Regions from separate parts of the Homo sapiens genome. Here region 1 is linked to region 2. A link is a contact called in ENCODE Hi-C or POLR2A ChIA-PET data. All regions are on one chromosome and are shown on one strand. Each heading gives the region's core, a stretch centred on a gene start or an enhancer-like site at or near the end of the contact. The rest is flanking DNA. Distances are from core to core; before and after follow the strand shown.

Region 1 (7,191 bases), core at 3,080-5,579, 680 kb after region 2:
CTCTCCGACTCCCGGGTTCAAGCGATTCTCCTGCCTCAGCCTCCCAAGTAGCTGGGATTACAGGCACGCACCACTACGCTCGGCTAATTTTTGTATTTTTAGTACAGATGGGGTTTCACCACGTTGGCCAGGCTGGTCTCGAACTCCTGACCTCAGGTGATTCACCCACCTCGGCCTCCCAAAGTGTTGGGATTACAGGGATGAGCCACCATGCCTGGCTTTTTTTTTTTTTTTTTTTTTTTGAGACGGCATCTCGCTCTATTTCCCAGGCTGGAGTGCAGTGGCGAGATCTCGGCTCACTGCAACCCCCCTCCCGGGTTCAAGTGATTCTCCTGCCTCACCCTCCCGAATAACTGGGATTACAGGTATGTGCCACCATGTCCGGCTAATTTTTGTATTTTTAGTCGAGACGGGGTTTTACCCTGTTGGCCAGGCTGGTCTCTAACTCCTGACCTCAAGTGATCTGCCTGCCTTGGCCTCCCAAAGTGCTGGGATTATAGGCGTGAGCCACTGCGCCCTGCTGGAAAGAGTTTTTATACGTTACTGTTATCAAACGCAGTAGAGGAGTAAAGTGAATTAAGAAAAGAAAGAGAGGCTGGGCACAGTGGCTCACGCCTGTAATCCCAGCACTTTGGGAAGCTGAGGTGGGCAGATCATTTGAGGTCAGGAGTTCGAGACCAGCCTGACCAACATGGTAAAACCCCATCTCTACTAAAAATACAAAAAAATTAGTTGGGCGTGGTGGCGCATGCCTGTAGTCCCAGCTACTCATGAGGCTGAGGCAGGAGAATTGCTTCAACCTGGTAGTCGGAGGTTGCAGTGAGCCAAGATCGCACCACTGCACTCCAGTCTGGGTGACAGAGCTAGACTCTGTCTCAAAAAAAAAAAAAAAAAAAGAAAAAGAAAAAGAAAGAGAGCCTGTAATCCCATCACTTTGGGAGGCCAAGGCAGGCGGATCACTTGAGATCAGGCATTCGAGACCAGCCTGGCCAACATGGCAAAACCCTGTCTCTACTAAAAATACAAAAATTAGCCAGACATGGTCGTGGGCACCTGTAATTCCAGCTACTTGGGAGGCTGAGGCAGGAGAATTGCTTGAACACGGGAGGTGGAGGTTACAGTGAGCCAAGATCACATCACTGCACTTCAGCCCGGGTGACAGAGCGAGACTCTCTCAAAAAAAAAAAAAAAAAAAAGAGAGACAGAGAAAAGAAAGAGCCAGGCATGGTGGCATGCACCTGCAGTCCCAGCTACTCAGGAGACCTGTGAATAGCCACCGCACTCCAGCTTGGGCAACATAGTGTAGTAAGAACCTGTCTCTACAAGAAAAAGAAAAAAAGAAAAGAAAAACAGTAGTTGGATCTGGTGATTCGGAGGTCACTGGAAACTTTTCTTAGAGCAGCTTCAATGATGCTATGTGGGGCAGAAGCAGGATCATAGGTGGTTAAGCAGGGTCCTTTTATTTTTTTTGGAGATGGAGTCTCGCTCTGTCACCAGGCTGGAGGGCAGTGGTGCGGTCTCGGCTCACTGCAACCTCTGCCTCCTGGGTTCAAGTGATTCTCCTGCCTCAGCCTCCCGAGTAGCTGGGATTACAGGCACATGCCACCACGCCCAGCTAATTTTTGTATTTTTAGTAGAGATGGGGTTTCACCATGTTGGTCAGGCTGGTCTTGAACTCCTGACCTTGTGATCCACTCGCCTCGGCCTCTCAAAGTGCTGGGATTACAGGCGTGAGCCACCACGCCCAGCCAGCAGGGTCCTCTTTTGAGAATCTTAGATGAAAGGCAAAGAGATAAGAAGAAGAAAGCCAGTCAATAGATGAGTTTTGTTTGGTTGGTTTTAAATTGGTGAGATCTGAGCATGCAGAAGGGAAAATGCCACTGGAAAAGCAAAGATTATTAACATAGAAATGAAAAGCAAAAACAAAGTAATTCCCTAGTGAGATGGGAAGGAATGGGGTTTAAAAACCATGTGGAAGGCCTGGCTTTGAAGGGGTTGGTTAGATCAGAGTAAAGGAGAGGACTGTGGGCCACACCTACCTCCATTCTCCTCCTCACTGAAGAATCTTTCTTTGCAAGATGCTTGATATGCCTCATTCTCTCTCATAGAGCAGAGTCCCTGGGAACTGTGTGAGTCACTAAGCAAAGCATCAAAAACTTCAAAACCAATCTGATTGCCACACTGACCAAGTTGCACTGTTACAATTGACATGCTGAGCCACAAACTAGGTGTATTACCTCTAAAAACAACCTGTAATCGAAAAAAATACGCTTTGAGAACCACTACATTACTAATAAGAACAAATAAAATGCCATGTATGTTAATTATACATCAATAAAAAGTCTTTTTTCCCCCCTGAGACGGAGTCTTGTTCTGTCACCCAGGCTAGAGTGCAGTGGCATGTTCTCGGCTTAATGCAACCTCCGCCTCCCAGGTTCAAGCGATTCTCCTGCCTCAGCCTCCCGAGTAGCTGGGATTACAGGCACGTGCCACCACGCCTGGCTAATTTTTGTATTCTTAGTAGAGATGGGGTTTCACCATGTTGGCCAGGTTGGTCTTGAACTCTTGACCTCGTGATCCACCTCCACCTACCTCAGCCTCCCAAAGTGCTGGGATTACAGGCTTGAGCCACCACGCCCGGCCCAAAAAGTCATTTTAAAATGCCACATACGTATATAATATTGGAGATAGAACAGCTGTGTTGTCTAAGGAGCTAGTCATTCAAGGAAGTTCTCATACTCTCTACATGGTTTTGGGATTTGTGATTTACTGTACCTGAATCCATTCATACACAGCTCAATAGTTTCCAAAATCTGATTTGTAATCACTTTTTTCCTAAACATATGTTTAAAACAAAACATTCTCCTCAGTTGAGGAGTGATAAAAGAAAAAAAGAGGCTGGGTGCGTGGCTCACACCTGTAATCCCAGCATTTTGGGAGGCTGAGTTGGGAGAATCACGTGAGCCTGGCTGTTCCAGACCTGGTCAACATGGCAAAACCCTGTTTGTACAAAAAATACAACCATTAGCTTGGCGTGGTGGTGTGCGCCTGCAGTCCCAGCTACTCGGGAGGCTGAGGTGGGAGGATCCCCTGAGCCTGGGAGGTCCAGGCTGCAGTGAGCCAAGATCTTGCCACCGCACTCCAGCCTGGGTGACAAAGTGACATCCTCCTGTCTCCAGAAAAAAAAAAAATTAAAATTAAAAAAATAAAAACAAGACAAAACAAATGCTGATTGAAGAAATTAGTAGTACCACCCTTCACACCACATGAACATGTAGAACACAGAAGTGTGCTCAACATTGTACATTCAATTAACATTAATTTTCTCTCTTCTAAATAATAGCTTACGCTTTCTCCACTAGTCTAGCCTGGTAACTTTAGTAAGACCTGTAAGAAAGATTTTGTGTTTAGCTCAGGTAGGACAGCAAGAAAGATGCAGCTTGGAGAAAGAAAACCAGATGAAATATTAACCGGGCGCAATGGCTCATGCCTGTAATCCCAGTACTTTGGGAGGCCGAGGCGGGAGGATCACCTGAGCCCAGGGATTCCAGACCAGCCTGGGCAACACAGCGAGACCCTGTCTCCATTTGAAAAAGAAAGAAAGCAAAAGAAACATTAGAGCAGTTCCTCATTATTTTTACCTAGGAAAAGACAAGTTTTGATAAAGACTTCACATCAGGTCTATGCAGCACTGGAAATGAGCCGTGGGTTGTGAGACAGACTCTGTGCTTAAAATGTCAAACCGGCAAAGTAGGTTTATTATTATCCTCATTTTACAGATAAGGAAACTGAGGCTCTGAAAGGTTATTGACTTTTCCAAGGCCACAGAACTAGTAAAGAGCAAAGCCAAAAGGTCCCCCGTTCCCCACGGGCCCCAGGAGTTCTCCACACGTAACCCGACTCACCGCCAGACGCCGACCAGCGCTTCTGTCCGGTTCAAACTTCGGACCAACCTACTCACCATGCGCATGCTCACTTTCAAAACGAAAAACTTACTGAGAACAAATGCGCATGTTCCATAAACGGAGAGTTTTGTTGTGTATATATTTTTTCCTATTCAGAAAGATTAATTACGCATGTTCAATTTCAATTTACGAACTTCAGATATGGTACGCATGCTCACTGTCCACCGAACGCTCCAGCTGACAATGCGCATGCTCTAGTCCTCCAAGCGCGACTTCGGCTGGTGTTTTGCGCATGTTTCTGCCAGCGCCTGGATCCTGCCGATAGTTCTGCGCATGTCCACTGCCCACTGTTTGGCTTCACGGAACCCTGTACGCATGCTCCTACGCTGAACTTTAGGAGCCAGTCTAAGGCCTAGGCGCAGACGCACTGAGCCTAAGCAGCCGGTGATGGCGGCAGCGGCTGTGGTGGCTGCGGCGGGTCCGGGCCCATGAGGCGACGAAGGAGGCGGGACGGCTTTTACCCAGCCCCGGACTTCCGAGACAGGGAAGCTGAGGACATGGCAGGAGTGTTTGACATAGACCTGGACCAGCCAGAGGACGCGGGCTCTGAGGATGAGCTGGAGGAGGGGGTGAGGCCCGGGGTCCCCGGGGGCCCGAGGTGACAGGGCCGGGGCGGCGGCGCGGGCTCAGGAAGCGCGGTGTGTCCTAGAGCGTGGAGACCCAGGGGGGCTCCTGAGGAGCTGAGGGTCGCGCGGCCTGAGACAGGGGAGCGGGCGGGGCGGTCATGGCCCTAGGTGTGAGGCCTCTGCGGGGCTCGCAGGTGCAGGTCGCACCCTTAGCCCCAGGTCAGCGCAGCCCCGAGCGATCTGAAGAGGGAAAGAGAACGGGCGCGTGGTCGATTCCTCGAGCTGTTGGACTTGAGTGTGGCGGGGAGCGGGTGGCGTGAGCGTGTGTTGGGGAGACGGGGGCTGCTCTTGCTGGGTGTCCCGTAAGTGCAGGCGAAGTGTGGAGGGTTTCCCTTCGAGTCTAGAATTTCAAGTATTGAATCTTCAGACCTCCCACAACCACCTCTCTTCTCGGCCTGTCGCTTCTCTCCTAGGAAGCGCTCAGCTGTTAGAAGTGACAGCTGAAAACTTCTGTCGGGAGTAGCACTGCCGCTGCTGTTACAGCCACCAGGAGTTTTATTTCGGGAGCAAGGGGGCTCTGCTGCATCTTCCAATCTTCCAGGGTTTGTTTGTTTGCTTTTTTTTTTTTACCCCCTTCCGTGTGACTTTTTAAAATAAGCATTTATAAGGACACACGGCACTTGTAACCTTTCCCCAAGTTGAAGATGTCTGTATTTTTTTCAGAATAATTAATGTAATTTTGAGGTGGAAAAAAAAACCAAAAACCAGTTGACAGCCTTGATTTAGCTTGCCAGAAATAAGTTGCCTGAACAGAGACTTGTGAATGGTGGTATGAGGGCTTTCCTTGCTGTAATTTAGGGTGCTAAATTTAGAATTGTATTTCCTAATGCATAGCTTGGTTTCACCCTGCTGGCTTAGTGGTTTGTTAATCTTTATGGAATAACTTTTTTTTTCCCTAGATAAATTTATCAAAAAATGACAAATTGCACCTGAAGTTCAAAAATGTTGTCATACTAAATCACTGATCCTGGACCAAATGATCATCAGTTGATAACCTCTTGGTAGTTTAGCATCTAAATTCCAATGTCTAGTTGAATACATGGGTTAATGACGTCAGATGTTTGCTCTAATTACACAGGGGCTTCCTTTCCCTTGCCTCACCCTCAGTTTTTCTCCTCTGGCACCTGCCCTACTGTTGACAAAAGATTGAGATGATGTATATAAAGAATTTTGAACACTTTAAGAAACTAAGTGGCCTAAAATAATACTGTTCTTCTTGTTTGTTTCTTTTGTTTTGTTTTGAGTTGGGTCTCACTCTATCACCCAGACTGGAGTGCAATGGTGCGATCTCAGCTCACTGCAATCTCAGCCTCCTGGGTTTAAGCGATTGTCATGGCTCAGCCTCCCAAGTAGCTAGGATTACAGGCATGCGCCACCACATCTGGCTAATTTTTGTATTTTTAGTAGAGACAGGGTTTCACCATATTGGCCAGGCTGTTCTCGGACTCCTGACCTCAAATGATCCACCAGCCTCGGCCTCCCAAAATGCTGGGATTATAGGCATAAACCACCATACCTGACCAATACTGTTCTTTTCATAATCAAATAAGACTAAATCAAAATCACACGGTTTAGAAAGTGGGTATTGAGTTGTGTGCTTTTTCTTTTCTTTTCTTTTCTTTTCTTTCTTTCTGGTTTTTTTGTTTTGTTTTGTTTTTGAGACAGTCTTGCTCTGTCACCCAGGCTGGAATGCAGTGGCGTGATCTCAGCTCACTGCAACCTCTGCCTCCTGGGTTCAAGCGATTCTCCTGCCTCAGCCTCCTGAGTAGCTGGGACTACAGGCGCGTGCCACCACACCTGGCTAATTTTTTGTATTTTTAGTAGAGATGGAGTTTCACTGTGTTAGCCAGGATGGTCACGATCTCTTGACCTCGTAATCTGCCCGCCTCGGCCTCCCAAAGTGCTAGGATTACAGGTGTGAGCCACTGCGCCTGGCTTTTTTTTTTTTTTTTTTTTTGAGACAGGGTCTTCCTCTGTCACCCAGGCTGGAGTGCAGTGGTGCGATCTCGGCTCACTGCAGCCTCTGCCTCCCAGGTTCAAGCGATTCTCCTACCTCAGCCTCCCAAGTAGCTGGGATTACAGGGGCGCGCCACATCACCTGGCTACTTTTTTTGTATTTTAGTAGAGATGGGGTTTCACCATGTGGCCCAGGCTGGTCTTGAACATCTGACCTCAGGTGATCACCTGCCTCAGTCTCCCAAAGTGCTGGGATTACAGGTGTGAGCCACCCCACCAGGCTTTTTACTTTATTTTATTTTAATTTTTTTTGAGATGGAGTCTCACTGTGTAGCCCAAGCTGGAATGCAGTGGCCTGATCTCGGCTCACTGCAGCCTCCGCCTCCTGAGCTCAAGCGATTCTCGTGCCTCAGCCTTCCGAGTAGCTGGGACTACAGGCGCGCACCACCATGCCTGGCTAATTGTTTGTATTTTAGTAGAGATGGGGTTTCACCATGTTGCCCAGGGTGGGCCTGAACTCCTGAGCTCCAGCAATCTGCCAGCCTTGGCCTCTCAAAGTGCTGGGATTACAGGCGTGAGCCACTGCATCCGGTTGGTGTGTGCTTTTTCAATGATGTTTTCATGCAGAATTCCAATTAGCCTCT
Region 2 (6,774 bases), core at 4,211-6,710:
ATGTGCCTATAGCCCCAGCTACTCAGGAAGCTAAAGCACGAGAATTATGTGCATCCTGGAGGTGAAGGTTGCAGTGAGCCAAGATCACACCACTCCACTCCAGTCTGGACAACAGAGTGAGACCCTGTGTCAAAAAAAAAAAAAAGAAAGAAAGAAAGAAAAAATGCTTTATGGCCCAGTGCAGTGGCTCACACCTATAATCCTAGCACTTTGGGAGGCTAAGGCAGGAGGATTGCTTGAGGCCAAGAGTTCAAAACAAGCCTGGGCAACATTGCAAGACCCCAACTCTACAAAAAACGAAAAATTAGCCGGGAGCGGTGATGTGTGCCTGTAGTCCCAGCTACTCAGGAGACTGAGGTGGGAGAATCACTTGAGCCTGGGAGGTTGAGGCTGCAGTGAGCTGTGTTTATACCACTGCACTCCAGCCTGCTGGGTAACAGAGCAAGACTCCATCTCAAAAAGAAAAGAAAAAATGCTTTGCTACATAATGAGGCCAGGCAAAAAAAAAAAAGTCCTGTGGAAATCATATAGACAAACATTTGCAAAGCTGCTACTGCCATTGTACCAGTGTTAAACTGTGTTCTACCTTGCATCTTTTACTGATTTTTATGACAGATTTTATATTGTAACCATTCGAGAACTCTGTAAGTGCTATGGCTTCCTTAAACTACGATTTATCATATGCTCCCGGTGTTTACTTTGAGACTGAATGGCAACCAGAGAATGTAAACAACCAAGGTGCATCTGGTTATGTTTTAAAATAAAGATTAATAAAAGTTTTGGTTTTTCTCTTTCTAACCTTCTTTTTAAACTAGAAATATAATACCTATAGAAAAGTAAATGTTGGCCGGGTGCGGTGGCTCATGCCTATAATCCCAGCACTTTGGGAGGCCGAGGCAGGCAGATCACCTGAGGTCAAGAGTTCGAGACCAGTCTGGCCAACATGGTGAAACCCTGTCTCTACTAAAAATACAAAAATTAGCCGGGCATAGTGGCAGACACCTGTAATCCCAGCTACTGGGAAGGCTGAGCCAGAATGGCTTGAACCTGGGAGGCAGAGGTTGCAGTGAGCCGAGATCGCCCCATTGCACTCCAGCTTGAGCAACAAGAGCGAAACTGTCTCAAAAAAAAAAAAAAAGTATATGTTAAGTATAGAAAAATATATAAATTAAAAAATTATAGGCTTGGGGGCCAGGCACAGTGGCTCACACCTGTAATCCCAGCACTTTGGGAGGCCGAGGTGGGTGTATCACTTGAGGTCAGGAGTTTGAGACCAGCCTGGCCAACATGGTGAAACCCCGTCTCTACCAAAAAAAATATATAAAAATTATCTGGGTGTGGTGGCATGTGCCTATAGTCTCAGCTTCTCAGAAGACTGAGGCGTGAGAATCACTTGAACGATGGAAGTGGAGGTTGCAGTGAGCTGAGATCACACTACTGCACTACAGTCTGGGCAACAGAGTGAGACCTTGTCTCAAAAAAAAAAGAAAGAAAAAGAAAAATGCTTTATGGCCCAGTGCAGTGGCTCACACCTATAATCCTAGCACTTTGGGAGGCTAAGGCAGGAGGTTCGCTTGAGGCCAAGAGTTCAAAACAAGCCTGGGCAACACTGCAAGACCCCAACTCTACAAAAAACGAAAAATTAGCCGGGAGCGGTGATGTGTGCCTGTAGTCCCAGCTACTCAGGAGACTGAGGTGGAAGAATCACTTGAGCCCGGGAGGTTGAGGCTGCAGTGAGCTGTGTTTATACCACTGCACTCCAGCCTGCTGGGTAACAGAGCAAGACTCCATCTCAAAAAGAAAAGAAAAAATGCTTTGCTACATAATGAGGCCAGGCAAAAAAAAAAAGTCCTGTGGAAATCATATAGACAAACATTTGCAAAGCTGCTACTGCCATTGTACCAGTGTTAAAATGTGTTCTACCTTGCATCTTTTACTGATTTTTATGACAGATTTTATATTGTAACCATTTGAGAACTCTGTAAGTGCTATGGCTTCCTTAAACTACGATTTATCATATGCTCCCAGTGTTTACTTTGAGACTGAATGGCAACCAGAGAATGTAAACAACCAAGGTGCATCTGGTTATGTTTTAAAATAAAGATTAATAAAAGTTTTGGTTTTTCTCTTTCTAACCTTCTTTTTAAACTAGAAATATAATACCTATAGAAAAGTAAATGTTGGCCGGGTGCGGTGGCTCATGCCTATAATCCCAGCACTTTGGGAGGCCGAGGCAGGCAGATCACCTGAGGTCAAGAGTTCGAGACCAGTCTGGCCAACATGGTGAAACCCTGTCTCTACTAAAAATACAAAAATTAGCCGGGCATAGTGGCAGACACCTGTAATCCCAGCTACTGGGAAGGCTGAGCCAGAATGGCTTGAACCTGGGAGGCAAAGGTTGCAGTGAGCCGAGATCGCCCCATTGTACTCCAGCTTGAGCAACAAGAGCGAAACTGTCTCAAAAAAAAAAAAAGTATATGTTAAGTATAGAAAAATATATAAATTAAAAAATTATAGGCTTGGGGGCCAGGCACAGTGGCTCACACCTGTAATCCCAGCACTTTGGGAGGCTGAGGTGGGAGGATCACTTGAGGCCAAGAGTTTGAAACCAGTATGGGCAACATTGCAAGACCCTGTCTCTACAAAAAACAAAAAATTAGCCGGGCATGGTGGCATGTGCCTGTAGTCCCAGCTACTCGGGAGACTGAGGTGGGAGAATCACTTGAGTCCAGGAGGTTGAGGCTCCAGCGAGCAGTGTTCATACCACCTGCACTCCAGCCTGCTGGGTGACAGAGCAAGATGCTGTCTCAAAAAAAAAAAAAAAAAAAAAAGAAAGAAAAAAGAAAAATGCTTTGCTATATAACGAAGCCAGGCAGGAAAAAAAAGTCCATATAGATAAACATTTGCAAAGCTGCTACTGCCATTGTACAGTGTTAAAATGTGTTCTACCTTGCATCTTTAAATAAAGATTAATAAAAGTTTTGGTTTTTCCCTTTTTAACCTTTTTTTTTAACTAGAAATAATAATACCTATAGAAAAGTATATATTGGCCGGGCGCAGTGGCTCACGCCTGTAATCCCAGCACTTTGGGAGCCCAAGGCAGGTGGATCATGAGGTCAGAAGATCAAGACCATCCTGGCTAACACGGTGAAACCTGGTCTCTACTAAAAATACAAAAAATTAGCCGGGCGTGGTGGCAGGCGCCTGTAGTCCCAGCTACTTGGGAGGCTGAGGCAGGAGAATGGCATGAACCCGGGAGGCAGAGCTTGCAGGGAGCTGAGATCACGCCACTGCACTCCAGCCTGGGCAACAGAGTGAGACTCTGTCTCAAAAAAACAAAAAAGTATATAGTAAGTATAGAAAATATATGAATTAAAAAATCAATGCCGAGCGTGATGGCTCAAACCTATAATCCCAGCACTTTGGGAGGCCGGGGTGGGCAGATCACCTGGGGTTGGAAGTTCGAGACCAGCCTGGCTAACGTGGGGAAACCCCATCTCTACTAAAAATACAAGTTTAGGTGGGCGTGGTGGTACGTGCTTGTAATCCCAGCTACTTGGGAGGCTGAGGCAGAAGAATTGCTTGAGGAGACGGAGACAGGGAATAGGAGATGGAGGTTGCCGTGATCCCAGATAGCACCACTGCACTTCAGCCTGGGTGACAGAGTGAGACTCTGTCTCACAAAAAAAAAAAAAAAAAATTTTAGGCCGGAGGCGAGGTGTGGTGGCTGACACCTGTAATCCCAGCACTTTGGGAGGCCGAGGTGGGTGGATGATGTGAGGTCGGGAGTTCGAGACCAGCCTGGCCAACATGGTGAAACACCATCTCTACTAAAAATACAAAAATTAGCCGCCCATGGTGGTGCACCTGTAATCCCAGCTCCTTGGGAGGCTGAGGCAGTAGAATCACTTGAACCTGGGAGGTGGAGTTTGCAGTGAGCTTAGATTGCACCACTGTACTCCACTCTGGGCAACAGAGCAAGACTCTGTCTCAAAATATATATAATATATATTATTATGTATATATATAATATATATTATTATGTATATGTGTAATATATATTATTATGTATATATATAATATATATATTATATCATAATCCCTTCCCTCACTAAGTAATCACTGACCTACTTGGTACAATAAATATTTCCTTGCTTTTAGTAAGAACACACCCCTAAATGCAATGGTTTATTTTGCTTGCTTTTGAACTCTATAGAAATAAAATCAGGCCTGGCGCAGTGGCTCTCGCCTGTAATCCCACCACTTTGGGAGGCCGAGGCGGGCAGATCATGAGATCAGGAGATTGAGACTATCCTGGCCAACATGGTGAAATCCTGTCTCTATTAAAAATACAAAAGTTAGCTGGGTGTGGTCTCACGCACCTGTAATCCCAGCTACTTGGGAGGCTGAGGCAAGAGAATCACTTGCACCGGGGAGCCGGAGGTTGCAGTGAGTCGAGATCGCGCCACTGAACTCTAGCCTGGCCACAGAGCAAGACTGCATCTCCAAAAAAAAAAAAAAAAAAAAAAAAAAATAGAATTATAGGGTATATACACTTTTGTTTCTGATTTCTTTCAATCAACATTTATTTTAAAGATTCAGTCATGTTATTGTATAGTGCTATAGATAATTTTTTTAGATTCAAAGATTTTTATTTTTTACAAAACCCCAGAATAATAAACGTTATAATTATACATTTAAATCTGGTTGTAAGTTTTATCCTGGCAGCTATTTGTCAATATGCCTTCTAGTTAGAGAGGTTCTGCAAGTTATAATTTACATACAAAGATATTTCGCAATTTTTTTTTTTTTTGAGACGGAGTCTCACTCTGTCGCCCAGGCTGGAGTGCAGCGGGGTGATCTCGGCTCACTGCAACCTCCACCTCCTGGTTCGAGCAATTCTCCTGCCTCAGCCTCCTGAGCAGCTGGAACTACAGGTATGCGCCACCACGCCTAATTTTTGCTTTTTTTTTTTTTTTTTTTTTTTTTTTTAGACGGTTTTCGCTCTTGTTGCCCAGGCTGGAGTGCAATGGTGTGATCTCGGTTCACTGCAACTTCCGCCTCCCGGGTTCAAGCGATTGTCCTGCCTCAGCCTCCCGAGTAGCTGGGATTACAGGCGCCCGCCACCACGCCCGGCTAATTTTCGTATTTTTAGTAGAGATGGGGTTTCACCATGTTGGCCAGCCTGGTCTCGAACTCCTGACTTCAGGTGATCCGCCCGCCTTGGCCTCCCAAAGTGCTAGGATTACAGGCGTGAGCCACCGCAGTAGTCCCAGTTTTGTTTTGTTTTTTTGTTTTTTGTTTTTGATATCTCAATTCCTACAGTTGAGGAAACAAACTAGGAGAGGAGAAGAGGAGGCGGAACTCAAGTGACGGGAAAGCAGGAACTGAAGAAGCGGAGGAAGGATTTCAAAATTGGACGAAAGCCGGTCGGTTTTACTAACGGACCGGAAGGACTCTAGAGAACGCTCTGCACTATGGCTGGTCCCGTGAGCTTGCGAGACCTTCTAATGGGAGCATCAGCCTGGATGGGCTCTGAAAGTCCCGGAGGGTCCCCTACTGAGGGCGGAGGGAGCGCGGCTGGCGGACCGGAGCCTCCATGGCGGGAGGATGAGATCTGCGTTGTGGGAATCTTCGGCAAGACGGCTCTACGCCTGAATTCCGAGAAGTTCTCTCTTGTGAATACGGTGTGCGACCGACAGGTCTTTCCTCTCTTTCGCCACCAAGATCCTGGGGATCCAGGACCTGGAATCAGAACTGAGGCTGGCGCCGTGGGTGAGGCCGGTGGAGCCGAGGACCCTGGGGCTGCAGCCGGGGGTTCAGTTCGGGGAAGTGGAGCTGTCGCGGAAGGTAACCGAACTGAGGCAGGCTCCCAGGACTACAGCCTTCTGCAGGCCTACTACAGTCAGGAAAGCAAAGTTCTGTATCTTCTCCTCACCTCCATCTGTGACAATTCACAGCTTCTCCGGGCTTGTCGGGCTCTTCAGAGCGGGGAAGCTGGAGGTGGACTCTCTTTACCTCATGCAGAAGCACACGAGTTCTGGAAGCATCAAGAGAAGCTGCAGTGCCTCAGTCTCCTTTACCTATTCTCTGTCTGTCATATCTTGCTTCTGGTCCATCCCACTTGTTCCTTTGATATCACTTATGATCGAGTATTCAGAGCCCTGGATGGGCTGAGACAGAAGGTCCTGCCGCTCCTTAAAACAGCCATTAAGGATTGTCCAGTTGGCAAAGACTGGAAGCTAAACTGCCGACCTTGCCCACCTAGACTCCTTTTCCTCTTTCAACTCAATGGAGCCCTCAAGGTAGAACCTCCTCGGAACCAAGACCCAGCTCATCCAGACAAGCCCAAGAAACATTCTCCCAAAAGGAGGCTGCAGCATGCCCTGGAGGACCAGATCTATAGAATCTTCCGGAAGAGTCGTGTCTTGACTAATCAGAGCATCAACTGCCTCTTTACTGTGCCTGCCAACCAAGCTTTCGTGTACATAGTACCGGGAAGCCAGGAGGAGGACCCAGTAGGTATGTTGCTGGACCAACTTAGGAGTCATTGTACTGTGAAGGACCCGGAATCTTTGCTGGTGCCTGCACCCCTTTCTGGGCCTAGGCGATACCAGGTGATGAGGCAGCACAGCCGACAACAACTTTCCTTTCACATTGACAGCAGCAGTTCCAGTTCTTCAGGCCAGCTAGTGGATTTCACTCTTCGGGAATTCCTATGGCAGCATGTGGAGCTAGTTCTAAGCAAGAAAGGTTTCGATGACAGTGTGGGCA

What was found. A loop is a pair of places that touch in the nucleus more often than their neighbours do. ChIA-PET counts read pairs that join two places held with the same protein, here RNA polymerase II (POLR2A). Pooled maps may share reads with other maps.
Region 1: a pooled map shows a loop between it and region 2 (4-fold over the local background). The contact joins the promoter of RPS6KB1 here to the promoter of SMG8 in region 2. A Hi-C loop is called at or near these places in 1 of 168 maps with a recorded cell type or tissue (CD8-positive, alpha-beta T cell) and 9 of 50 pooled maps. POLR2A ChIA-PET finds 5 or more read pairs at or near these places in 1 of 52 experiments (endothelial cell of umbilical vein).

Annotation. Positions count from the first base shown.
Region 1 is chr17:59,888,792-59,895,982 of GRCh38, forward strand. RPS6KB1 (ribosomal protein S6 kinase B1) reads left to right here and starts at 4,330. Exons shown (of 15, transcript NM_003161.4): 1 at 4,330-4,534. The coding sequence starts at 4,394. TUBD1 (tubulin delta 1) reads right to left here and starts at 4,152. Exons shown (of 9, transcript NM_016261.4): 1 at 3,906-4,152; 2 at 2,040-2,250. The coding sequence starts at 2,211. RefSeq lists an enhancer at 4,078-4,357 and a silencer at 4,548-4,747.
Region 2 is chr17:59,204,575-59,211,348 of GRCh38, forward strand. It overlaps SMG8 (SMG8 nonsense mediated mRNA decay factor), which reads left to right and starts at 5,461. Exons shown (of 4, transcript NM_018149.7): 1 at 5,461-6,774. The coding sequence starts at 5,478. It overlaps PRR11 (proline rich 11), which reads left to right. Exons shown (of 10, transcript NM_018304.4): 10 at 1-2,135. RefSeq lists an enhancer at 5,270-5,339.